Regions from separate parts of the Mus musculus genome. Here all the other regions are linked to region 3. The links are chromatin loops, found by intact Hi-C in ENCODE. Cell type or tissue: heart. All regions are shown on one strand. Each heading gives the region's core, and the rest is flanking DNA. Links, peaks and the distances in the headings are about the cores only. Region 1 overlaps Gpr141 (G protein-coupled receptor 141). Region 2 overlaps Gpr141 (G protein-coupled receptor 141). Region 3 holds the start of Nme8 (NME/NM23 family member 8).

What was found. A loop is a pair of places that touch in the nucleus more often than their neighbours do. Peaks named below come from ENCODE experiments on the same cell type or tissue, not always from the same donor. Only the 100,000 strongest peaks of a DNase experiment are listed, where the experiment ranks them.
Region 1: it touches region 3 in a loop (12-fold over the local background); 5 of 42 quality-filtered maps call a loop at or near these places.
Region 2: a loop joins it to region 3, with 5 times the contacts of the local background. A loop is called at or near these places in 5 of 42 quality-filtered maps.

The regions. Positions count from the first base shown.
Region 1 is chr13:19,766,466-19,777,783 of GRCm38, forward strand. All of the region lies in intron 3 of Gpr141 (G protein-coupled receptor 141), which reads right to left. Among named protein-coding and RNA genes, the nearest start is that of Gpr141b, 39 kb to the left of the region's middle. In heart, for the core only: a CTCF peak has its summit at 3,898 (motif pointing left); no DNase peak of the experiment used is centred there.
Region 2 is chr13:19,753,215-19,764,532 of GRCm38, forward strand. Gpr141 (G protein-coupled receptor 141) reads right to left here. Exons shown (of 5, transcript NM_181754.4): 4 at 1,796-1,989. Among named protein-coding and RNA genes, the nearest start is that of Gpr141b, 26 kb to the left of the region's middle. In heart, for the core only: a CTCF peak has its summit at 7,093 (motif pointing left); no DNase peak of the experiment used is centred there.
Region 3 is chr13:19,696,894-19,701,893 of GRCm38, forward strand. Nme8 (NME/NM23 family member 8) reads right to left here and starts at 867. Exons shown (of 17, transcript NM_181591.3): 1 at 729-867; 2 at 111-153; 3 at 1-33. The coding sequence starts at 143. In heart, for the core only: a CTCF peak has its summit at 2,015 (motif pointing right); no DNase peak of the experiment used is centred there; H3K27me3 peaks cover 205 bases.

The DNA.
Region 1 (11,318 bases), core at 1,637-6,636, 71 kb after region 3:
ATGCATATCTGATAGCCATCCTTTCCTTGGTTCGTTAATCCTCAATTTCACTCCGTACTTTTGTTATTTGTATACTTGTTTTTAACTTTGATTGCTTTTAACATAGCTTTAGTGCTCTAATAGTGGATATGAGTTGTTAGCTAAGCGGGTGAAATAAAGCTGAAGAATTCAGTGACCTTATTGCACGTTGTCTTGATAGGCTCCGGATTTACTCTAGACCAGATGTGAGGAACACAGAAGCAATCTCTGGCCCCTGAGAAAGCTCTCTCAGGGTGCTTAGCATCCTCTCTGTCTGTGCAGCAATTACCGGTCCTGGCCTGGGACCCCTTCTCTGTCTCTGATTGGTCCTAAAGGACCAGCAAGAAGCCTTGTCTCAAACTCCAATCCCCTTACCTCTCTTATTTTCCTACTTGAAAACTCTTCTTTGATCTCTTTTGGTCAGACCCAGAGTGCTTTCCCTGTTCTGTCATTTATATCTTTTTCAATCCATTTCAATCTAGCTTCAAGTCATATTGCTTCTCATTCCCACTTCTTTTTCCTTCATCCTACTCCTAGGTTTACCAGTCCAAGAATATTCTCCTTAATACCTCCAGGTTGTTTTTTATCCTTATGCGCTCCAAATGAACAGCTAGACAACCAGACTAAAGTCTTAATTGCATCATAAATGATTCTAATTCTTTTATTTAAAGCATCCCCCAGGCTTCTGCTGTGTATGAACGATATATACCCTTATTAACATGATATACTAGACTAGAATCCAATGACTTTTGCAAGCCTAAGCCAGTCTCCTCCCCCATCACATCTCCAGACAACTAGAGCACGAGAACTCTGTTGGGCTGCTTACATTTCTTGAACTTCCATCTATGTAGGCTCGCCTGAAGCTCAGCTGGTGATAACTTCCTTCTATCTTGCCAGTTCCCTCCTGATGCTTTGCCACAACTCCCTTGGGCTGTGTGGTCATTACCCATTTCACCAGGAATATGTCAAAATCAGAAGTGAGATGTGGAAGTGGTTTCTATGACTGTCTCTTAAAGAATCAATGATAGAAACAACACTAGTGAGTAGCCTACAAAAATGAGACTCCTAGAAATGTTATAGAAATTTACAGAGTAATATCATCCAATCCCCTATCCTCATGGGCCTATAGTCTATTTCCAGATCATCTTTCCATTACAGGAAGATTGGGAACTATGATCTACAGTGAGACTTCCCACCTTAGCTGTTAAGTAATATCATTTTAAGTGCTTTTATGTTTAGTAGGTAATGTAGATTGTCTGTAATGGATCAAGCACATCTCTACATTTAAATTTCCTTCTTCGTGGTAGGAGACAAATGCAAGATAAAGCACTTAATAGAATTCTCGAGTGTATAAAGAACTCACACGTAATTTTAAAAGAAGAGTTGTAAGTTAAAGATAAAGAGTGAAAATATCAAGTGGAAGAGAGGAGCAGAAAGGTTGTAGTAGCCAGAGGATAAAGGAGTTTAATATGAGATCGTGTCCCCTGGTAACTTCAGAAGCTACACGCATAAAGTCTCACTAACATGACTTCCCAAATATGAGCTGACTACAGACAATACAAGTGGACATGTCAGTTGTCAGGGAAAAGCCCATGAGGCCTCACCTACACAAAGAACTATAGGCAAAGGGGAAAGTTGGGAGTGAGAGAGGTGGCTTTCCCCAGCGAAGAGTACACTAAAGGGTTACTCAGTACTAAATGCCCATCCTTGAAAACATGTGTACAAGGGACATTATAAGCACTGAGCAGGTTATATTTAATTATATATATATATATTGCTTGTGTGTGTGTGTGTGTGTGTGTGTGTGTGTGTACAATAATGATCAATGGAAGGAAAGTCCAGGATTTCAAAGGCCATCAGGGATGGGTGTATGGAGGGGCTTGAGGGAAGGGGAAGGGTGAAATGATGTAATTACAATCTCAAGAAATAAAAAAAAATATATTTTTTTAAAAAAAGAATTAAAATTGTTTAGCAAAGTTCTATAATAAGTGCTGGGTTTTGAAGGACATTTTGAAGTTGTGCTTTTGCAGAGGTGGAAATCAAGCACTCCAGGGAAAGAAGAGGCTCTGAGCAAAGGTTTGGATGCATATGTTGGGTATCACCAGTTGCCTGTTATGACTGGGACACTGGAGAGTTGAAGAGAGAGCAGGTGTCTGCTAAGGAGTCTTACCAAATTCTCAGTGTGTGACTGTATGAGTATTTCCTATTTTAGCCTGAAATTACAAGAGATGCAGAGAATTTTAGATTACTAGATGACATTTCTATGTCTTCACCTTTAAAGCTATTTTATTTTTGCAATGGAATGAAAATTAGAGAAAAACCAAGCAGACAAGTTTATATCACTGAATGGACATTCTGTTGGTCAAGTTTAAACAAGGTAAGGTTTGACAAAGGTCAGCACCACATGGGAGAAATTGACCCTATACTGCACAAAAGTTAAAAATGGGTTGAAGAAAAAGGTTTGTGTTTTTAAGGTATGTCCATGCACAAATAATGACAATTCTGTGCCAAATACAAACACGAAAACCAAGATCTAATACTTGAACACTTTAGAACAATGAATCACATTAGAAAGACACCAAATTCCTCAGGCAAAAGAACTAAATTGCTACCTAGCTTCCTAATGGGGAAAGGGTAATTTTGAACATCCTCAGAGAGAAGGAAGAGATGTGAGAAAGACTCCAGGGCTGGAGAGGTGGCTCAGTGGTTAACAGAATTCTTCCAGAGTAGTTAACAGATCTTCCAGAGGTCCCAGGTTCATTTCCCAGCACCCACAAAGCATCTCCAAACCTGGTGGGAGTTGGTTCTAATGCTTTGTCTTAATTTCGCTCCCAAAAGCTGCACTTCTAACTGCCGAGGGTTCCCGAGGGTTGGCATTGATTGATAATAAAGAATTTCTATATAGCAAATGGCTGAGGGAGACAGAGGCAGGGTTTTAGATTGTATCTGCAAGGTACGGAGGGTGGAGGGTGAGCGGAAGAGAATTGTCACAATGGGGGAGCAAAGAGAACGAAGAGAACTTAAAGGCCTGCCAACGAGTAAGAATCTGAGAAAATGACCCTACGGACCCCTCTCCCGATTATGTCTGGGGTAGCAAAGATGAAATATAAAATTTAAAAGATGCTAACTAAGGAATACCAGAGGGGAGTATGTGCTAGCTGCAGAGAGGTTTAGAAGTGCCCAGCCATTGAGATAGCCAAGGCATATCAAAATTAACTGGCATGTATGTGACTTTCATTCACGAATCCAGAGCTCTTGGGCAGGTGCAACACGGGTGGGACCTGCTGGGATCCAAAGCAGATTTACTACAATCTGTAACTCCAGTTTCAAAGCATACTATGCCCTCTTCTAGCTTTGGCAGACACCAGGAACTCAGGTGGTACAAAGGCATACAGGAAGACATAACGGCCATACACAGACAAAAAATAATGTTTTAAATATTTATGTATTTTATTCATTTTGTATGGGTGTAAGTGTGTATATGGCCTCAGGACTGGCCCCCTGATATTGGGTTGCCTTTAGTGGACTCTTCCCAGTGAAGATCATTTCTTACACCCAGCACTTTTTGTTGCCTATAGTTGAATATTTTCTTTATTTTCACTTTCCTGGTGGCTACCGATGCTGAACCTTTTTCTTATATTCTATTTCTTATTTTGAGAATTGTCTCTTCTGTGCAATGGCCTATTAACTGATTGGACATCTTATTAATTGTTTCAACAGATTTACTTGATCTATCTTTGTGGTTTTCAGCATACATTCTTAAAAAGGTATTTTTTGCTAGCCATATAAAAGGACCGAGGTTAGGAAACAACATTTGTGCAGTTGTATTACTTAATCTCAGGCTCTGTTAATAATTTATCAACTACAGCTACAGTGCCATCTGGAGGCTGTGGGTCCTGTGCAGATTGTTGAGTAGTGCAGGGGATAGGATTTCCTCAAGGAATGAATAAACTTGAGGGAGAAACAAGAATTCAACATTGGTTGCCAGGTCTTGAATAAAGCATTTGGAAATGGACTCAATGTTACTCCACAGAGGATTATACATATAAGTGTGTTATGCTGACTGTGTGGGCTGTGTGTGGGTGCATGGGTATGTACGAATGTGTGTGTGTGTGTGTGTGTGTGTGTGTGTGTGTGTGTGTGTGTGTGTCTGTGTGTCTGTGTGTCCATGTGTGGGCATGGGTGGGTGATTGCATGCATGAGTATGTGGCAGCAACCAAATTAGGTCCTGAATTTGGAAGAACAAAGGGTGTATATTTGAGGGGTTAGAGAGTGGGAAGGAAAGGGGCAAATGATGTAATTATATTTTAATTTCAAAGAGTAGAAAAATTTAAAACAGAAATAAGCATGCACATATACATAGAACACTGACATCCCACCTTAACCTGGTCAGAATGACTACTTAAGTGTAGTAAGTGCTAAAATGCAGAAGGTGATGTAGAAAAATAACGATGATTATACAGTCCTGGTGAGGATGCAAATTAGTGAAGTCACTATGGAATCAGTCAGGTTTAAAATTCCTCCAAACACTAAAACTAAGCCAGGTGGCTGTGGTATGTGACTTTAATCCTAGCATGCTGAAGCCAGAGGCAGGCTAATCTCTTTGAGTTTGAGGCCAGGCTGTTCTAAAGAGTGAGTTCCAGGACAGTTAAGGTCACACAGAGAAACCCTGTCTTGTTAAAAATAAAACAGAAAAAAAATAAGTAAAACAAAACAAAAACCCCAAACCTAAAATTAAAATTTAAACAACCATATATTCAACCTCACTGTTCCTGATTGTACAGCAGAAGTCAGAAAACTACACAAATATGTTCATAGCCAAGGTTACTGCAGTATTCACAATAGCCAAGACAGCCTACAGCAAAAGAATGAAGACAATGTGGTATGAATACTTGGACAATCGTTTTCCTCAGACATAAAGAAGAATGAACTCATGTTATTTGCAAGGGAATGAATGGAATTAGAATCATCAAGTTAGTTGAAGTAAACTAGACTTGAAAGACAAATCTGGTTTTCTTTCTTCCTTTCTTTCTTCCTTCCTTCCTTTCTTTCTTTCTTTCTTTCTTTCTTTCTTTCTTTCTTTCTTTCTTTCTTTCTTTCTTTCTTTCTTTCTTTGCAAAATCTAGTTTTAAACATACACATGCATATGCACACATGCCCATGCATGCATATACACACAAATACACATGTGCATGCATACACCAATGAGAGTGAATGAGAACTCTTTGGACAAAGGTAAAGGACCAGCAGGAAGCAGGAGAGGATGAGGGAGGGTAAAGTGGGTGAATATTAGCAAGTATATATTAGCACATGTAAATAAATGTCTTAATGAAACCCATCATTTTTTACAATTATGCAAATAATTAAAAACATGCTAACAATAAAGACCTAATCCTCCCAGTTAATCTTCAAGTTAATTCAAAAGTTGCAGAATGCTTATATTTTAAATTGTGAAAAGTCAGTGTTGTCAAAGGCAATAGAGGAATCTAGGCTAAGCAAATACTGGGGTTCTTTACGTCATTTTATAAGAGTTCTGTAAATGGACAGAAATAATTACTTATAAATAAATGTTATTTAAATTAAGCAAAATCAGTCTGGGGTAGGTATATTTTCAGCTCTTTGACTGTTGAAATTCATCTCTCAGCTGACTCTTTACAACAAACTCTTGAGTTCTTTTTTTTCTTTGAGGCCTCTTTTATTGTCTGTCCTCGGCTCAACAAGCAGAGTTATCTGCTAACAGGAAATGAGATCACTCCTCCCACAATTCTCCAGTGGCCTCTCACCTTGCCCAGAATCACACCGAAGCTTAGAGGTATTCTACATCATCTTGCGGGGAATCCTGACAAGCTTTGCCTTTAGTCTCATCTTCAATCTCTTCCCTTATTAATATACGACACCTGAACATGACCATAGACATACCTCTGCCTCAGGGCTCTTGGACACATGTAAAGACCACCTTTTTAGACTGTTCTCCAGACAGCTGTTGAGCTTGCTAGCTTCTTTCATGCTCTGGCCACAGTCCTTACTCAGAGACTTCCTCCTTACTTTTCTGTTTGAAATGATGATGTCATCCACATTGACTGTCCTTGTCGATGGCATTTGTCTCTGCAGCTCGTACCGATGCGTTACACACGTATTTGCCTGTTTGTATGCCTTATGTTCCTGTGCACGTAGGTATTTTGTTTGTCTGCCCATTTGTCCTACTGATCACTATACTAGAATTAAAAAGCAAACAAACAAACCTGCTTTGTTCCTATTTTAATCCAGAATTTGGATTCAGTCTTTGTGAGTATTATCTTCTTGATATATAAATGTTTAATGATTAAAACTGGGCATCCTATAAATTCTAATGAAGCACAAAATCACCACGTAATCAATAAAACATGCTGCTTACAAACCACGAGAAGAGAAATAATCAAAGGCAGGAAGGACAATAGCGAACAGAAAACCTGCAAGCCAGCATCATACAATAATAATAATAATAATAATAATAATAATAATAATAATAATAATAATAATAAAAGTCAACAATCCTACCTAAGATTGGTGGCGTGCTATAATGCAGCACTTGAGAAACCAACACAGCCAGGGATTGGAGTCAGCCTGGGCTTCACAGGACTGTCTCAAAATACAGCCAAAACCGTTAATGAGCTGAATAACTGAACCAATATAAATGATGTGTGATTCGTTTGCTTTGTATTTTTTAAAAGAAATTATTTCTAGAATGGTGTAATTTAGAAAAATAACTGAATTTAAAAAATAAATCATATACTTGGCGAATCATCTCATAAAGCCATTACTTTAAAAAAGACAGAGGGGTTGAGGACACCAGGAGAACATGGCCACAGAATGATCTATGTAGACTCCCGAAGCAGTCATTGACCCTGAATGGGTATGTGCTAGGTCCTCTGAAAATATGTTAAGGTTGTGTAGCTTGATTTTCTTACGGGACTCCGACTAGTGGGTGTCGGGGATATCTCTTTCTTTTACTGCTCTTGGAACCCGTTTCCTCCTACTGGGTGGCTCCACCCAGCCCTGTGCACGGTGCCTGGTCTTAATGTAGCCTGTTACTCCATGTTGGGTTAACATCCCTGGGAGGCCCTTGAGCATTCCACTGCAGGGATTCAGCACTACCCAGTCGTTTTCTGAGCAGCACTTCTCAGCAGCCTTCCCTCTCCCTTGTCTTCTTTCTCCACTTGGCCTTACTCTACTGCATCCCCAGGGCACAAGGAACACATGGGCTACAGACCAGAGGACCAAGAACACAGAACTACAGTCTTTTGTGAAACTGAAGATCCTCGTGTTGCGAGACTAGATTAAATTGCTGAAGGCACTGAGACCCACATATGAACCTTCAGAAGAGAGCCAGGCACTCACTGGCTAACCTCGGATCTCTGTTTTGTTCCAGAGGCAAAAATCCCCGTGGTGGTGGCCGTGTCCTGTGTTAAGTCCGCGGAACCTCTAGCTCACTCGTTAGGAGCATGAGAGGTTCTGGAGCCCAGATAGAACGGGAACAGCTTCAGGGAGCAGGGGCGGGGGGGTGTCAGTCCTCCACCTTTGTCCAGCCCAAGAAAATCACATCCAGATTCCAATATTAGTTGGAAAGGAATGAAAGCAGACACTTTAATCGCTCTTGGAAAATCAGCAACAAGCTATCCGAAGCACACCAAGAACTCTGGGTGACAGAGGCGCAGTAAAGACTGTCTTAGCCTACCGAAAACCAAAAAAAAAAAAAAAAAAAAAAAAAAAAACCGCCAAGATAAAAATACCAACAGTAGATGAACGGCAACAACAGATCAATCGAGAGAAACCCATTTGAGGAAATCACATAACAGAAGTAGCATTTACAGCCCCCCTCCTCCCACACACTTTTTATATTTTCACTCTCTGGCGGTCATTTTTGTCTGCATCCTAGAAATAATCACCTGGCCCTTCAAAATCAATGGCTATAAAAAAGAAATCTCCTCTTGAACAGCTTCCAGTGAAATGAGACCTGGAGCCTATATAACCAAAGACCACTCACTCCAGTGCAAAAACTAAACAACGGAAATAACAGAAAAATGTGAAAGGGGAATGGAGACGTGGGGCTGGGAGGACTGGACTGGGTATAAATAATGGTAGGAGATGAATGTAAGCAGAATGAATAATTACATACACATATAAAATACTTAAACAGTACATTAATTTATTTTTTTTTTCCAATGCAGGCAGAGAAAGTCTGGTTTAAAGTCTCACTTCTCTCTTGAGAGGCTAAATGTCTTCCTTCCTTCCTTCCTTCCTTCCTTCCTTCCTTCCTTCCTTCCTTCCCTCCCTCCCTCCCTCCCTTCCCTCCCTCCCTCCCTCCCCCTCCCTCCCTCCCTCCCTCCCTCCCTCCCTCCCTCCCTCCCTCCCTCTCTCACGCTCTCTCTTTCTCTCTCTCTCTCTCTCTCACCTTCTGGTTACCTAGAAGGGAAGTGGCCCAAGTCTCTGTGCAGTCCTCCCAGGGAAGGGGAAGGGGAAGACTGCCTGGCTGCTCTTCCTTATTGAGACACCTTATTAAGATGCCTTGTGCATTTTGATTGTCCCCCCTCCACCCCACCCTGTCCTTTTGCTTCAAAGAAATCTATCCAGGGATTGTGATTTGCTCTTTAAAAAAAGAAAAAAAGAAAAAAAGACTGCAAAGTGCTGTGCCTAAAATTCCTGAGGGATTCAAAACTGTCTAGCCTTTTTGTCACCCTTACTGCTGAGTTCTTTTCCATTTTTTATTAGATATTTTCTTCATTTACATTTCAAATGCTATCCTGAAAGTCCCCTATACCCTCCCCCCGCCCGCCCTGCTCCAAAACCCACCCACTCCCTCTTCCTGGCCCTGGCATTCCCCTGTACTGGGGCATATAATCTTCACAAGACCAAGGGCCTCTCTTCCCAATGATGGCCGACTAGGCCATCTTCTGCTACATATGCAGCTAGAGGCACGAGCTCTGGGAGTACTGGTTAGTTCATATTGTTGTTCCTCCTCTAGGGTTGCAGAACCCTTTAGCTCCTTGGGTACTTTCTCTAGCTCCTCCATTGGGGGCCCTGTGTTCCATCCAATAAGTGACTGTGAGCATCCGCTTCTGTTTTTGCCAGGCACTGAAAGAGCCTCACAAGAGATAGCTATATCAGGGTCCTGTTAGCAAAATCTTGCTGGCATACGCAATAGTGTCTGGGTCTGGTGGCAGTCTATGGAATCAATCCCCAGGTGCATCAGTCTCTGGATGGTCCATCCTTCCATCTCAGCTCCAAACTTTGTCTCTGTAACTCCCTCCATGGGAGGGAGTTCCCCATTTTGTTCCCCATTCTAAGAATTATCCATACTTTGGTCTTTCTTCTTCTTGAGTTTCACGTGTTTTGCAAATTGTATCTTGGGTATTCTAAGTTTCTGGGCTAATATCCACTTATCAGTGAGTACATATTGTGCGAGTTCCTTTGTGTTTGGGTTACCTCACTCAGGATGATGCCCTCCAGGTCCATCCATTTGCCTAGGAATTTCATAAATTCATTTTTTAATAGCTGAGTAGTATTCCATTGTGTAAATGTACCACATTTTCTGTATCCATTCCTCTGTTGAGGGGCATCTGGGTTCTTTCCAGCATCTGGCTATTATAAATAAGGCTGCTATGAACATAGTGGAGCATGTGTCCTTCTTACCAGTTGGGGCATCTTCTGGATATATGCCCAGAAGAGGTATTGCTGGATCTTCCGGTAGTACTATGTCCAATTCTCTGAGGAACCGCCAAACTGATTTCCAGAGTGGTTGTACAAGCTTGCAATCCCACCAACAATGGAGGAGTGTTCCTCTTTCTCCACATCCTCGCCAGCATCTGCTGTCACCTGAATTTTTGATCTTAGCCATTCTGACTGGAGTGAAGTGGAATCTCAGGGTTGTTTTGATTTGCATTTCCCTGATGATTAAGGATGCTGAACATTTTTTCAGGTGTTTCTCAGCCATTCGGTATTCCTCAGGTGAGAATTCTTTGTTCAGCTCTGAGCCCCATTTTTTAATGGGGTTATTTGATTTTCTGGAGTCCACTTTCTTGAGTTCTTTATATATATTGGATATTAGTCCCCTATCTGACTTAGGATAGGTAAAGATCCTTTCCCAATCTGTTGGTGGCCTTTTTGTCTTATTGACGGTGTCTTTTTGCCTTACAGAAGCTTTGCAGTTTTATGAGGTCCCATTTGTCGATTCTCAATCTTACAGCACAAGCCATTGCTGTTCTATTCAGGAATTTTCCCCCTGTGCCCATATCCTCGAGGCTTTTCCCCACTCTCTCCTCTATAAGTTTCAGTGTCTCTGGTTTTATGTGGAGCTCCTTGGTCCACTTAGATTTGACCTTATTACAAGGAGATAGGAATGGATCAATTCGCATGCTTCTACATAACTGCCGGTTGAGGTAGCACCATTTGTTGAAAATGCTGTCTTTTTCCCACTGAATGGTTTTAGCTCCTTTGTCAAAGATCAAGTGACCATAGGTGTGTGGGTTCATTTCTGGGTCTTCAATCCTATTCCATTGATCAACCTGTCTGTCACTGTACCAGTATCATGCAGTTTTTATCACAATTGCTCTGTAGTACACTGCTGAGTTCTTCTAACTCCACAGAGAAGCATAGTGCTAGGCAAGCATGCTTATGTGACCAGTTAGGGGAGGGGAGGTCAGACCTACACACAACATGACCCAGTCATTCCCTTTTCTCCATGATTCACTTTCCAAGGTTTAAACCTACTGCTTTAAAAAAAATCATGATTTTAATTGCCTGCATTTCTGTGCCATGAAATTTCTTGTCGCCTTCCCTCATAGGACATGATTAGTCCATCCCTTGATTCAGTGTGTCCATGTCTTTGTTCAGTGTTTCCTTGCCATGATGCGACACTCCCTATACTGACGAGAAGTCTCTAGTTATCAGAACTGCTCTTCAAGTGTCATGGTGGTTTTCTTTCTCATAATCCTTGTTTTACTTAATAACAGGAACAAAGCACTAGCTGCCAATCACAGAAAGCCAAAGAGAAGTTGTAATGTATTTTCTTTGAATAAAAAATGACAATTACTGACCTAAAGATAGGAAAGATATTATAGAAAACTGCTAAAAATCAATGGTGAGAAAGGATTTTGTATCTACGACCTTGAAAAGGGAAGAAGTATGGTAATTTTGCTGCCGTAGTCAAAATGTAGAAGTTATAGCTACAGAGCATGGTAAGTGTGAGGCTTTGAAGGAGAAGCCATGAAGCAGGAGTGTCTGGAACTGCCTGCAGATTCTGCTACCCAGTGGGGTCAGAGTGT
Region 2 (11,318 bases), core at 4,494-9,493, 61 kb after region 3:
TTTAACATCATCCTCTATGAGGCCTTAGATAAGTTCTTTCACCTGAAATGTGGCATGACTGCCAATCTCTCATCTTGTATCTAGTGTCTTGCAAATTTTAAGAGCAAGCACCTACTCTCACTTCTTTGGACTCCTGATAAACCCCTTTTATGAGTGCTCATTCCCCTCTCTAATACATTCTCCAAGTTCTTATCTTCTTTATTTTATTTTATTTTATTTTATTTTATTTTATTTTATTTTATTTTATGTGTATAAGCATTTTACCTGCATCTATATGTGTGTACCACTCGAGGGCTTGGTATTGAAAAATGTCCAGAAGAGGATGTCAAATAACTCTGGAAATGGGGTCACAGATGGTTGTAAGCCACTAAGTGGATGCTGTGAGTTGAACCTGGGTCCTCTGGATGGCCAGCAAATGTTGTTCTCAACTACTAAACAATTTCTCTATCCTTCCACATTCCTCATTAATTATTAGTATTTTGAAATCTTTCAGTTTTACTACACAAGTCAAATCTAATTTCCTTTTCTTTTTCTTTTTTTATTAGATATTTTCTTTATTTACATTTTAAACGTTATCCTCTTTCATGTTTTCCCATCCAACCCCCCCATCCCTACCCCACTCCTCCTGTTCACCAACCCACCCACACCCACTTCCCTGCCCTCATATTCTTCTACATTGGGGCATTGAGCCTTCACAGGACCAAGAGTCTCTCCTATTATTGTCCAATAAGGCCATCCTCTGCTACATATGTAGCTGGAGCCATGGATCCCCATAGGAGGAACAACAATATGAACCAACCAGTTACCTCCACCCCCGCCTCCCGCCCAGAGCTCCCAGGAACCAAATCTAATTTCCTATTTAAATCTTTCAATTCTTTCGAATCCCAAAATACCGATAATATTCTTTAAGTACAATATGAACTTCTCAAGGAATTAATTAAAACATATTCTTAAAAGTCCAGAATGTGCTGGATTGCACCACTCAAAGTTTATAGGTTAAAAGAAAGAAAAGGAGCTCGGCCACGCCTAGCATTCTGACTTGAAAAGTTGGGTAATAATGAAACATCTAAGGTATTTATTTACTGATGTTAGGAAAATTGGAGCTGAGCAAGAACAGTAACTCACTGGGTACCTGGCCTTTGTAACACATTTGCAATCACTCTTAATGCTTTTATGAACATGTCTTCAAACGTGTATTGTTACACAAATTATAAACCAATTATTAAACAAATGATATTCACAATGTTGATGAATCTCAAAAGCTTTGTATAAACCATGTAAATTCTCAGCAAGGAAACAGTACTTCTAAAGATACAAAAAAGGTTAATGAAGTGTAAAAATATTATTTTATGTATCAAGTAGAAATGTGTGTATAGTAACTAACCAGACACACAGATATCCTAAATTTTCTGAGAAACAGGAAAGACAATTAGAAAAAATACAATCTCTAAAATCTTTTCTAGGAAAATAATAATTTCTAAAAAATTTAAAAATTCTATATAGTAATACAAAATGCCACAAAGTATGTGAATATATATATATCCTAAAAATTTCAAAACCAATGTGAGAGAAGACAGATAAATGTAGCCAAACTAGTAGGGGGAGATGTGGTCTTTAAATTGGTCTGTACAACACCGGGGTGATGGATGTCTGATGTCATCACTGAACTATACACTTAAAATGATGAGTGCTTATCTAATTTCTAATTTCATTAAAATGTGATGATATGCTAGCCCCAGAAAATCTCAACTTCTGTGGCCACAGAACACACTTCAGAGAGCTGTGGCCCACTTACCAGTATCTCCCTGGAAGCTCTGAAGTTGGCTGGGTTCTACTGGGTAGTCCCTCTATTCACCTTTCCTTTTTCTCTGTAAAAGAGCAGTTCTCCTGAGTAAAAGCAGTCCTGTTTTCCTTTGAGTCAAGCACGAAAATGCCACCAACACTTCTGCTCACCACTTCCTTACACCGTTAGCGTAGTAAGACTGATTCCTGAAAGAAAAGAGTAAGGTCAGTGCTTCTGCTACTTGAATCAATTTCTTTGTAAAGTTCCATGATCACTGCCTTTCAAATATCAGAAGCCCAAGTTAAATGATTTCTGTTTGCCAGGACTACATTATATTGGCCTATTTACTTTCACAGTAGGCTCCCAGCTGCATAACATGTTGTTACATAGAATTTAAGGTGGTGAAATAGTCTTGATGCCTTCCTTTCTGTCTCTCCATAAGCAGTTGCGGAGACACAAAACTAAGAGTCTATAGAGTGGTTCAGTCTTTCTTGTTTTGTCACATTTACAGACATTCAGAAGCTATAGTTCCAGAATGTGACTTTGTTTCTGCTGCTGGAGACAAGAGTTAGCTTACGATGGATATCCGTGTGCAAAAGGTTCAGTTCATCTGGTAACAGGGTCGTGGGCTGAGCCATTTGCTCTTGGGACAGTTGTGGCAGAATTCTGGGTTTTGGTACTATAAGTTCTGAACCTCAGATATGAAGATGACATTTTAAACATCCATCATAATGTTGCTGACTGTAAATGGAATAAAGCAATAAAAAGTCAAATCAAAGACTGAGGATTTTTGGCTGAGTTAAAGAAGGAGTCTGCTTCACAACATTTGCAACGCTACATGTAAGAGTCAAACACTGTGGTGTGCTTGTGTATTCACTATGAAATGCTCTCTTCAGTTCTGTTTGTTTTGGAAACAGAGTCTGACTAGGAGGCCCATGGAATTAGTTTTTATTGTTAACTTACATACCTACAATCACCTGAGATGAGAGAGCATCAGTTAAAGAATTGCTCAGATCAGTTTGTCTGTGGCCACGTCTGTGACACTTGTCTTGATTGATGTGGGAGGCCCCAGGCTACATTGGCAGCACCATACTTACCCAGGTGTGTTGGGCTGTGTGAGGAACCTAGCCGGGCATGAGCCAGCAAGCAGGATTGCTTAGTGGTTTCTGCTTCAAGTTCCTGCCCGACTTGAATCCTTGCCCCAACATCCCTCAGTTGACCACTGTAACTTGTAAAGTCCTCTTCCAAGTTGTTTTTGGTTTGGGTTTTAACATAGAAACATAAAAGCAAACCAGGACAGACTCTATGCTGCCTCAGACTCATAATCCTCAGACGCAGCTGGCTGGCTGGCCAAATACTGAGATTATGAGTATGTACTGAAACATCTGGCTCTGATTTCAATGTTTCTAATTTTTTTAAAAGTCTACTTTTCCTGATATACTTGAGCCTGATTTGTTTACAATGGTTTTCAACCTGTAGGTTGCAACCCCTTTGTGGGTCACATATCAGCTATCCTACATATCAGATTTTTATGTTATGATTTATAACATTAGTGAAATAATTGTTATGAGGTTGCAATGAAATAATTTCATGGTTGGGGGTCACCACAACATGAGGAACTGTGTTATAGGTCACAGCATTTAGAAGGTTGAGAGCCATTGCTCTAAAGTCTGTATTTTGCACTTTTTTTTTCATTCTCTTTGCTTAAAGTCTTAAGAATTCTTAGATTTAAAATATATTTAAACAAAAATTGTGTTTGCCTGTCTTGTAGCACTACAAATTCAGAGTATTTTGACTCTATTTTCCCCTTATTGTTTCCATGGGTTTTAAGTCTATACATGCTTTATTATTTTAGAATAAACAAATGGATGGCCTGTGGAAGTTTTTAGACGAGCTATACAACATGGTCACCATCGTCGAAGTCACATTGGTATTAGCTCTAAGGTTTGATGCTCTCATATGCCTTAAGAGACTCAAGCTCTCCATTTACTGCAACTAAACAAAATGAGATCATCTAGACAGTGTATTTTAAAGGAGCCGGTAGCAGATTTTAACCATCACAGCTACATGATAATGCTAAATGTGGTAAATATGCTGATAATTTTAAATTAAGCTAAAAAATTGTATTTTAAAAAATTCTTTTAAAAATACAAAAATTGGAACAAGTGATTCACATGAAAGACTTTTGGAAGAGCCATATGAATACCTACTACTGTTGATGCTGATATATATATATGTATATATATACTTACATACATACACACACAGTTTTTTTTTTTAAAAATCACCATATAATGAGGGAGACAATACTCCAATTAGACATCTTATAATACCAAGTAAATCTTCAGTAACAGGAATGAATTACATCTTATTGAGTTATTGGTTAAATGGGTTCCATAGAATTCCCCAATCCCAAACATCACAGAAAGGACTATTGCTTACTTTCTACAACCTGATAGTAAGATCCTGTTTGTGAAGACACCACTTACTTATGACATTGAACATGGGAAAATTAAGCTGGTTCCCAACTAGATTTAACTTTACTGACTAGTATTCATGGTGCTAGAAGGTACTTTGTACACACTAAACAACCAAAAGTAACCAGCTTCAAACTTATGACCTAAAACATTAAAGTTCCTGCAAAAATGATACTAGTGCACTAGTGACAGAAAAGTTATGGGAGTAAGCAAGTTTTAAGGTCTGCTCCATGAGAGGGAACCCATATGTGCCGCTGCTAGGGTGCTCAAAAAAGAGACTAGCTAGGTCATGGGCCGTGGGTGGAAACCGACTGTTATTCTGCTAAAGGGACATAGCAATATAATGACATAGTGCTATACACATAGATCAGTGTCTAGCTCAACTCGCATCATCAAATGCCTTCTTTCAGTAGGTGATAATCAACATTGACACAGCCACCCAATGTTTACAAAGTAAGAGACTTTGAAGCACTCAGTTCTAAATAGGATGTCTATATCAAATTTCTCTCTTCAAGGGTCAGGTATCTACAAAGAATAGGAGACAGAAAGATTAGAAGAGCCATAAGTAGTAGATGGTGCCTAGGAAACAGCTTTTCAGATATAGCAGGGCTTATAATATGTAAACTCACACAGATTGCAAAAGTATGTATATGATGTGCACAAGAAACTTAGAATACCCAAGATTCAATTTGCAAAACACATGAAAATCAAGAAGAAAGACCAAAGTGTGAATACTTCATTCCTCCTTAGAAGGGGGAACAAAATACCCAAAGAGGGAATTAGAGACAAAGTTTGGAGCTGAGACAGAAGGAAAGACCATCCAGAGACTACCCCACCCAGGGATCTATCCCATAAACAGCCACCAAACCCAGACACTATTGCATATGCCAGCAAGATTTTGCTAACAGGATCCTGGTATAGCTCTCTCTTGTGAGGCTATGCCAGTGCCTGGCAAATACAGAAGTGGATGCTCACAGTCATCTATTGGATGGAACACAGGGCCCCTAATGGAAGAGCTAGAGAAAGTACCCAAGGCGGAAGGGGTCTGCAACCATATAGGAGGAACAACTATACGAACTAACTAGTACCCCCAGAATTTGTGTCTCTAGCTGCATATGTAGCAGAAGATGGCCTAGTCGGCCTTCATTGGGAGGAGAGGCCCTTGGTCTTGTGAAGATTATATGCCCCAGTACAAGGGAATGCCAGGGCCAGGAAGTGGGAGTGGGTGGGTTGGGGAGCAGGGCTGGGGGAGGGTATAGGGGACTTTCAGGATAGCATTTGAAATGTAAATGAAGAAAATATCTAATAAAAAATTTCTATAGTTAAAAAAAATAATTCAAGAAACACAGAATCTCAGCACAGAGGAGAGGACATGTGTACAAAGTCCTACTCCTAACCAAGGAGCTATTTCTAATTGCTTCTTGCTGGGGCAATGGGGAATCAGTTTCCTCCAGTGGAGTGACACTGGGTATAATAAACACAACTCAGGGGCAGGAAAGATTCTACTTTCTAACAGTCAGCAATGATCACGATGATACATCTAAGCTCTGCTCACGAGTTCCAAATGGTCAAGACAGAAGAGAAATCTACCAATCTGTATTTAATCAGCAAACACTGAAGATGTCTGGATTTTATTCTGTTGTGTTTCTAAGATTGTGCCTATTGAATGCAAACAGTAAAAGGAAGAAATCATGACAGAACAGAAGTGGCATATATTTGATGATGTGATCAGCTTAAACAACACTCCTGGATAGATTCCAGTCCATGGAGTTCTGCGGTTTAGGGGACCTTGATCTCTCAGTGCTCTACTGGCTATTTGCTAATGAAGCATCTAGGTTAAAAGCAACCAAATAGTCTTCATGATATATATATATATATATATCACAGCCCAAAGATCTGCCATGGTGGAGAACTCCTAGCTTTCAGATATCTAAGCATGTTCTTCCAAGAGTGTCCAAAATAGTTTGATAAATTTTGGTCATGAAATGGGCTTCAGGCTCTAGGATGAGGTATTCTGGAAGACATAGCTCAAGTTTAAAAGTTCCTCTTTCAAAGATGGAATTCCAAGGGATATCAATAATCACATGAAAGTAACAGGCTTTACTCTCTTCAGATTTGCTCTCATGTCAGGAGGTATATCACCAAAGATAGTAAGGGGAAAGGGACCACAGTCAAATGACTCACCAGTGACAACTATTATAGTAAGGGAAAAGGGACCACTGTCAAAATCGCTTACCGGTGACAACTATTACATGAAGATAGATCTGGAGCTTAAAGAGAAGGTCAGAGTTAAAACAGTGAGGTCAAGAAAACTGGAATGAGAGATAAAAGAGTTTGAAACTGGGTATGAAATAACCATAAGGAGGAAATAAGAGGAGGGAGTGGGCTCTGGACCAGTGTCAGCAGACTGCCTGCTTCCTCAGAGCCCTCCTTCCTCAGAGAGCATATGTAAGGCTCCTTTGCCCTTTTATGTACCGTTGCCTGTGTTGCAGCTAAGTGGAACACACTCAGTTGTAAGGATGGAGATTCCCAAACTGCCCCATAGACAAGGAGTTAAATATTATGTAATCAACAACAACTCCAGCTCCATTGTGGTAGCTCCCATGGTGAAGCTACAAGTTGACTGTAGAAATGTGATATCAAACACAGCACAGGATAGTTTGTAGCCAGCAAAACACTGGACAAAACGTCATAGATAGTTAGGATCACTAGTTAACTGATAGATGCTTAGAAATTAATAAAAGTGGGATTTCATCCACCCCTAACTGGGTGAAAAACATGGATAGAGCATGCTCACCTATCATACATGTCAAGGCTATATGCACAGAGCACATGTGCCCTCTTCTGGCTCAGCCCATGATAGACCAGAATAACCTGTCTCAACAGAAAAGTGCATCTGCCTTTGTTCCATTTCAACCAGAAGGCCTCTGGAGATCCTGAGACAAACCAGCTCAACAGCTTTTCCTCTCTTGGTCTCAGGAGTATCTCTCCATCTTCCTTACCTTCTCATCCCGCCCCCCCCCCCCAACTTTCCTTAATAAAGTTCACTTCCACTTTGTCTACTCTCAATGGATGTCTACATTTTTCATCTCTGTTGGTATAAGACAAGAAGCCAGTGTTTCAGGTTGACAGCTGAGTGACTGTTGAGTTTCTGAAACCATAAGTGCCTGGGTCATGCAATCCTCTGGGGAGAATTGCCAATTCTTCTCAAAAGCTGCATCATGCTAATGCCAGGTACTGGGTTTCTGTGATTGGCCTCTGGGCAGCTTTCATGTCAATTAGTGCTAGATCTAGCTGCAGTCATCTTATATATGAGGAATCAAATTCCTCACATGCTATGTATGCCTCATGCAGTATTACTAGAAGTATTTCAGCCATAATTTTATATTCATCTACCTAGTTTCTTTATCCATTACTTCTTCATGCATCTCCTGATTTCTATCCAGGGTAAGTTTTCTTCTGCTTGGAAAACTCCATTTAGTATTTTATTTAATGGGAGACTGTGAATTCTTAGATTTTGAGAGTGCCTCTGAAAAATGACTTCATTTTATCTTCATTTAAAGATACACTTTAATGGCATAGCAGCATAGAATAAGGCTTTCTTCCAGCATGGTAAAGATGCTGTGTCATCATACTCTAGCCTTCATCATTGGTACTTAGGCCACTGATGCAGCTGCTGCATCTGTTAATGTTGTACTTCTTTTTTCTTAAGCTTTATGTCAAGTAGATGATTTTCTTTGTGCTGAGCATAGTCTTGTGTCTGTGGGTTTTTCTCTGATTGTTCTGATTGAAATTCCTCTTGTTTCTTAAGTGAACTAGTTGATGTCCTTTCTAACCTGAAGGAAGGCCTCACCTATGACCCTAGAGACACTGTTTTGTTCCAATTCATTCTTTCTTCTCACAGTTCAAATATACTTATGCTAGACATTTTCAGTGTTTCTCTTAAAGCTCTACTTTTTCCAACTCTTCTCCTATCTGGGTGTTTTCAGTCATTCTCGTTCACTTCTTTTATAACTAGCTATGTCTTTTCAATTAAAACAACTGTGTTCATAGTGAAATCCTTTCTGTTCTAGACTGCTTACTTTGATTAATAATTTTAATTGGCTTTTGACACTTTCTCATAAAGTATTTTATATTTTATACCTTCCAATTCTTAACTAATTTTTAAAATCTTGGTACTCACACTTATATTTATATGTTACTTTTCTTCTGTTTACTATTATATGATCATAATATTTCTCATATCTAGCAATTTAATATGAACTTTGGAAGCTTAGTTTTTAATGTAAATCTTCCAGGTTATAATTCTTTTCTTACAAATAGGAATTATCTTTTATTCCAGAATACATTTTGAGTCATGTTTTGTACTGTTTACCAATTTCCTCCAAATTGAAACATTGCAACCTAGAACAAGTAAACATCTGGAAACCTCAGAAAGATCCTGAAACTTACAAGCTTACCAGGTTTCCTCCCAAAGTTATATGGGGAATAAAGATGAGCTGAGGTTCTCCACTCCTTGGGTGGCCTGCAAGTCCTGGAGGGCACTCTAGGGCAGCAGCTTTTGTGAGTCATTGTCCATCCATGCTGTTGACTTTTCAATGACACAGCTGTGTATGTGTGACATTCCTCCTCAGTCTATAGCCCTCCAACCACAGTTCTGTAACGAGTGTACACATTGTTTTACTAACTTGAATGTGGCTACAGTCATAATTGATCATTCATTGGCTCCCTCTCTAGGATGAGTAAAAGTTTCTTCTATCTCTCCAGGACAAGTCACATAACAGTTCCTTCAGTCCTGGTAAGGCAGAGTTTACCGCTTTACTCTGCAGGCATTTTCTGTTCCCTTTATTTTTTAATATTTATTTATTGAATATTATACGTGTTACTACACTGTCGCGGTCTTCAGATGCATCAGAAGAGAGCATCAGATACCATTATGGGTGGTTGCGAGCCACCATGTGGGTGCTGGGAACTGAACTCAGGACGTTGGGAAGCTCTTCATGCATTTTCAACAATAGTCAAAAGTATTTATGCTGGGTACCAGTAGAAAATGATATAGACTAGCAGTTCTCAACCTGTGCGACACATATCAGATATCCTGCATATCAGATATTTACATTACAATAACAGTAGCAAAGTGACAATGAAATAATTGCATGGTTGTGGTCACCATGACGCTGTGTTAAAGGGTCTCAGAGTTAGCAAGGTTGAGAACCGCTGATTTTGACTCTCTTCAAACCTTTTCTTGCAAATCCATTTATATATCTGACATATTTTACAAAAATTTTCTGTTTTAACACTGTGGTCTCTCTCTCACCCCAGAATCCATCACATTAGGGAAGAACTTGAACTTGTAACTCTGGGTTAGAAAATGCCAGTATGGAAAAGATGTTTCTTAGGTTACTTCTTTGAGTTGTTCAGGAGGCTTGCCTGCTTTATTCATCACCTTGGATGCACATTCCAGCAAATCAATTTTGCATTTTACATAACTTAGTTAAGTTTGGTTCTGGAGGTTGACCCCTAGGGCATGGTAGGTAAGTATTCACCTTTGGTCTTTATCGCCAGCTCTGTGTTTTATTCTATTTGACCTTTTAGGTTGTTCTTGATGAAACCTCTGATCATCTGATAGTCATTTCATCCCTTGATGATTCAGATGCCAATGACATATGGGGTGTTTTGGTAGCACAGTAAATAGTGTTTTGAAACTGTTGAATTTAACTCAAGAGAAAAGGGAACTTACCTCTAAACATCGAAGATTAGATTCCTAACTTTGTGAATGTGCCACTATGAATTGAATAATTCCATTATGAATTGTAAATTATGGATGCTGTCATGAATTGTAAATTTGGAAGTGCATTATCTAATGCTTGCATAAGCAAGTCCACTCTTCAGTGTCCTCCAGTCACCTATGCCCTGGCTACACTGGCCTTGCTCCAAGTGCTGCAATATTTAGATTCTTTCTGTCCAGCACTCCCATCTCAGCCTCATTCTCCAGCTATCCACTAATTCTTTAGAAATCAATTCTGCTGTTAGTGCTTTAGGGAGGCTGCTTTATATCCTATGGTAGGTCAGATCTGTCTGGCCTTTTCTGTAAGAATGGTGTATGCTCTTCACTTGTGTGGCTAAACTATTACTTAGGCAAGCAGATTTCTCCTCAGCCACACCCTCGGGGTTACAAATTCTGAGAAGATGGAATGCTATACATTTTATTACCTTAAACACTACATAGAAGAATAACTAAATGTCTGTCTAAGAGCACAGGGTGTTATTTCATTCTTTGCTTCTGCTATTGTTTTCAAAGTTACTGTGGAAAAATTAGTCAATGCCTATGAGGCTCATTTTTCTCATCTAAAATGTGATCTCCAACTCAAATAATCAAGACAAATGGCATAGTGTATGAAAATATGTGAAAAAATATATAACTCAATAATTAATATCAGTTACTCTAAGAGAAAGAAAAAGCCAAAAGTATGAAGTAGAGATGTTTTCCCAGAATGTCCTAAGCATCCTCCACTAGCAAAAAAAGTCCCACAACATTCTGGGTTCTGGGAGAAACAGGAAAGCAGTCTGCAGGCAGCTGAAGCAGCAACAGTTGATGATGCTAAACTAAGTTCTGCCTTTCCACGACTGTCATCCCCAACGTTCTCAAGTCAGTGTGTTCTGTGGACATGCAATTTGTTATCTCAAGCTATCCCAAGGACCTAAGGCTTTCCCTGGCCTCAGAACTGGACCCCAAACTGTTTAAAGTGACATTCTTCACCAAGTAACCTGTGGAAGAAACTAGTCTAATCACAGCTAGAAATTGTTCATGTAGAGAAGAAGCACAGGAACGGGTATATCTTCCCACACTGCCGATGCCATCCACACAACTACTCATTCTTGCCTTGCCACAAACATCGTTTGGATTCTCCATCTAACTGACACACTTTGGCTCACTACTGGCCAGTCCTCTGACTCAGCTGCTACTCTTCTGACCTCATTTGGTTGTTTCTTAAAGAATTCCATGTGGCAATATCTTGCATCAGCCTGACTCTGAGGTTTGCTTTTCCCTTAGAGAA
Region 3 (5,000 bases), core at 1-5,000:
CTCATCCCACAAGTTCTGACTATTGACGACTGACTGCAAAAAGCAAAATATGGTAAGAGGTGGCAAGTGTCATTGCACCAGAAGAAGACCTGCTGGCACGATAGACCCACCTGTAGCTGGACTTCACGCTTTTTGCTTGCCATTTGTCGACTTCTGCATGGAATAGGAAAAGAAATACAAACTGTGGAATTTGAGCAATCTTCTCTTTGTATACCCAAACCACATCTTAAAGTACTGTCCAATTCCCTTTAGAAAATACTGGCCTGCTCAGACTAGCCTCTAGAGAAGAGTCAGCGTCACAGGCAAACTACTGCTGGGCAGGGATTCTTTCAACAAACCAAAGCAATGCCAGAATGTTGCAGGCTTTTTTTTTTTTTTTTTTTTGAAGTCATACTGTGTGTGTGTTAATAATGTGGTGGTTTCCTATGCCTTTAGCAGAACATGTTAATTGGTAAACATACCTTTTAGATATGCTCACTCCAGTATTATTGAGTTTTTAGGAGAAAATCACTACTGTTCTCTGGAGCAGAACACAAATATTCCATGGGTGATAACATCAAGGATGCATAGAAAAAAAATAGCTCCTAAGACTGCATCCCAACAAAGTTGCTATACACCATAATGAAATGGGCCCTTTCTGTTAGACTGGGACCTTTATAGATAATTTAAATGGTCTCCCTTGCTGGGGTCTATGGCCCTTGATAGAATGAATTCCTGAAATTCAGTACCTGGACCGCTGGGTCAGGCCCGGGCTGAAGGTGGCAGGGCTCCTGCTGTGCCTTCTTCCCCAGCAGGTCCAGTCAAAGGGAGGGATGAGGTATGCCTAGCATCACCCCCTGGAAGATGAAGGGCAAGGACGCCAACGTTCAGCCCTCGAGGCCCGGCCGGCCCTTCCCTCCCTGTGGTGGAGGCTCGAGGATCCTGCTCACAGCAGGTAGAACTGGACACCAAGCCCAAGCAAGAGCAGTAGGCGCCTAAAATTCCTCCCCGACTCCTGCTGTATTGCTCTGGAAAGAAAGTTTCTACTTCCTCAAGATCCCTCCCTCTGCTGCCTCCTACCAAGTTGCAGTCTCTAAGACTGTACAGGGTCGCCACCCCTCCCCCATCAACATACCCAAGTCCACCTCAGCATTTCAAGTTCCCAGGGATTCTCTCCCAGAGAGCGGACCTGGAAGTCTCTCTCCTAGGCTTTGGATCCTGTGTGATCAGCCACGCCTTACAATAAACATACAAATCCCTCAAATTGGAGTAGAAACAGTCCTTCCTCCCTGCTGAGATGACGGTCCACCTTTGTTAATCTACTCTGATGCTCTCCGTCTTTCTCCAGTTCCAAGTTTGGCCTTGTATCTCTCTCTCTCTCTCTCTCTCTCTCTCTCTCTCTCTCTCTCTCTCTCTCTCTCTCTCTCTCTCCCTCCCTCTCTCCCTCCCTCCCTCCCTCCCTCCCTCCCTCCCTCCCTCCCTCCCTCCCTCCCTCTCTCTCCTCTCTCTCTCTCTCTCTCTCTCTCTCTCTCTCTCTCTCTCTCTCTCCCTCTCTCTCTCTCTCTCTCTCTCTCTCTCTCTCTCTCTCTCTCTCTCTCTCTCTCTCTCTCTCTGTTGTTTCCTCTTGAGATAAAACCTGAGCATGATGTCAAAGGATAGAAAAAGTGCCATGGAGCGCAGAGCTCAGCCGAGCGCTGTCCACATAAGCATCGAGCCTAGGCTGGATCTTGGTGTAATAAAAATCAGATTATCAATTATTGTGCCAACTGGAGTGAGTCTTCTGACAAAACTTTCACAGACGTTCATGGACCCCTCGTTCCTAAAACACTAAAACGGCCAGAGCTTTGAGAATTTTGTTTGCTATTGCTATTTAACTCATTCAACAAAATCGCAATCTTTCCGTCCTAGTGTATTCTTCCTGAAGTCTGTATATGAATTTTTCACATTGGCATATTTATAAAAACATTTTGTTTCTTGTCTCTTCTAGTTAACTATCACACTTAGAAACATTTAATTGCAGATTCACAGAATGTCCACAAGGTGGCAGTATGCACTTCTGAAGCAGTCCAGGAGGAAATCTCTCAAAATCCCTGACCACATGTTGCCTGAAGTACACTGAAGATCACCGGGCAACCTGGGACAAGATACAGAAGAGCTCTGGGTTCCTTCACTCGGGCTTTGCATTGATTATCCTGTTGCTGATCTCTGTAATAACACGTTACCAGTTGGAGGATGAAAGGCATTCTATCAGTTCACTTACCCAGTGATGCTGAGCCCCAGGGTCCCAGGATTTTTTTAGTTTGCTTGCTTGCTGGAGAGTCTCAGTATGTATCTCACATTAGCCTCTCTGCAGTACAGTCTTTTTGTATCATTTCAACCTTCAAAATATGCAATATACCACACACTCCATGTTTAAATATGTTATTGTATATACTGATTTATTTAGAAATGCTTTCTTCTACTGGATTCAACGGCTCTTACCTCACCAGTCTGCTGGGCACTACATATTATTTAGGCAGGAATCGCCAAACACACTTTTGTGATCACAATTTCTAAAAACTCACCATCAATTAAAGTTGCTAACAGTGACCCGTACTGGGTGTACTTGAAAAGCAACTATGTTCCCTTGTCTCATGACCAGGGAATCAAAGTTTTTTAAGATGGTTTCCAGAACCCTGGGGAGACAGGAGTTACTAACTTAAATAAGTTGAGGATGTATTTCTGAATGGGAAAAGGTTATTCTGAATCTAGGCCATTTTTGCTATTGCTCAGAAGTGCAGAGAACTTCTCATCTTACACTTGTGGAAACGGAGACCCCCAAACTGACAAGAAAATAGCCCAAGTAACAGAAATTTTGTTTGAAAGATTTACTGCTTTTTCTTACACGGGACCAAGTATGTCTTCACTCACATGTCAACTTCTGCCTGGGGAGAGACGCTGCTGAGGAGCGCAGCGCTGGCCTTCCCTCAGAGGCGACGTCACAGCCTTTAGGTTTTCCTTATTGTTAATTTGGTAAAGGATCCAGTGTGTGTGTGTGTGTGTGTTTTAACCTTCCTGTATGGGAGTTTTGCCTGCATATATATCTATACACCAAAAGCACATACCCTCAGAAGCCAGAAGCCCATGAACCTGGAGCTATGCATGATCCTTAGCGACCGTGTAGGTGTTGAAAATCAAACCCAGGCCCTCTGGAAGAGTAGCTGTGCTTTTGACCACTGAGCTGTCTCTGCAGCACATGTCCAATACTTCTTGGTCACACTGGGGTCTAAGAAATTCTAGTTTTGCAGACCACCCGACAGCTGACCAGGTAAGAATGTTTATTTTCTCCATCTGTTCGTATTGTCATGCTCCCTCCACATTTTCTCCTTTTTTTAAAAAATCCCCCTGGGAAGCAGAAGGCAGGAAAGACAAACCTTCAGCACTCTCAGCCACTGAGATGGGGTAATTTGCTTGGAAGGTCAACATTTTTTTTTTACTCAAGTAGACTAGTTCATGTGTAGAGGAAAAATGCATTCCCAAGAGAGCAAATCCAAATTAAAAAAAAAAAAAGTCATTTTGGTGCTCAATATATCCTTCCCCCTTCACACATATAGAATAAAATAAAAATATTATTGTATGTTTCAGAATACCACTTTTCTGCCTATAACAGGAAAGCCAAATAAAAATGATTTGAAGTGTAGTAGTTTCTTTTTCTCAGGATAAAAGAAGTGTGGATGTAGACAGCTTAAGAAAGATGGCCCACACCGAAAGCATCATCAAAATCCAGCTCATGCAGTTTCTCTTCCTTTTTGGGCTCTCCTGGTCTCAGTGGCTTTATCTCTGATTAATTATTAAAACATGCAAATTAAATATGGTGTTGTGGGGCCTGGGGTAGGTATTGGCAACAGTTGATGAGGAAATGGAGGCTCAGCAAAGGCTTTCTGAAGGAAGCCATTGGGTGTTTCAGTGTCTCCTGGGAGCCTGGCATTCACATTCCCCTGAAGAGGACATGAATGTACTGCAGAGAACGAGAATGGTCCATCTCTTCACTGGGAGGCCCCGCTCTGTCAGCTCAGGATGCTGCACAGGGTGTGGGAAGGTGGTCCAGGGTGGGGCCAGGTCATCAGTGTACTCATCTGCAAGCAGGTAGGAGTTCCTGTGAGGGAGCTGGAATAAACTCTAATAGAAATGAAACCAGTGAAGAATTACATAACATTACGGTGATGTCATGACTTCTGCAGTTTAAAAATCTACTCTGGCTAGGAACCAGAGAATGTGTTGAAAGAGATAGGGGAGAGATGAAGACTCTGCAGCCAGGGAAGCCACAATGGCTGGTGTGAGGTAGGTAACCTGGAGAAGTAGAGGAAAACATGAGTGCCAGCAGAGGCTAGGGAGCACTTGATAACAGAGAGTCCTGTTGTATTCCCAAGTTGCTGGGATGCCAGGGTGCCATTCCAAGCCCAGACTGCTGCAATAAAGCAAGCTCCTGGAATTTTGCCTTTGTTCCCTGAAGCATATAAAATTATGTTTATATATTGTAGTTTATTAAACATACAAAAAGATTATTGTTGTGTTAGAAAGCGGCTTGTATCTGGACAGGTCACATCAGGCCATCACAGCTCCACGAGAAGAGTTTTTTTGGGGGGGTGGGCAGGGAAGAGAAGGAGGAAAGAAGGAGGCAAAGAAGGGCGAGGGGTTGGGGTCTCTGCCGTTTATTCCAGTCATGACATAACACGCACACCAACACGCACAAGCGAGGCTCACAGGTGAGGGGCATGCCGGGAATGTGTGGCAGTTGCCATGGCAACAAATGCATGCGGCTTCTTGTCGCTTAGGGATGACATCATTGCTGGATTCGGAGACTGTAAACAGCTTCTGATGCCAATTATGTTTTAAAAAACAACGTGGATCAGTTAATTTGAGATGCCCCCTTGTCAATAAATGGTAATGTTTTCTTGTAATATTAATGCTCTGGGCATAGTAACCAGTCACTTTCTGATTGGATCTAAGTTTCAACCCATGAAATAGAACCTATACATGAC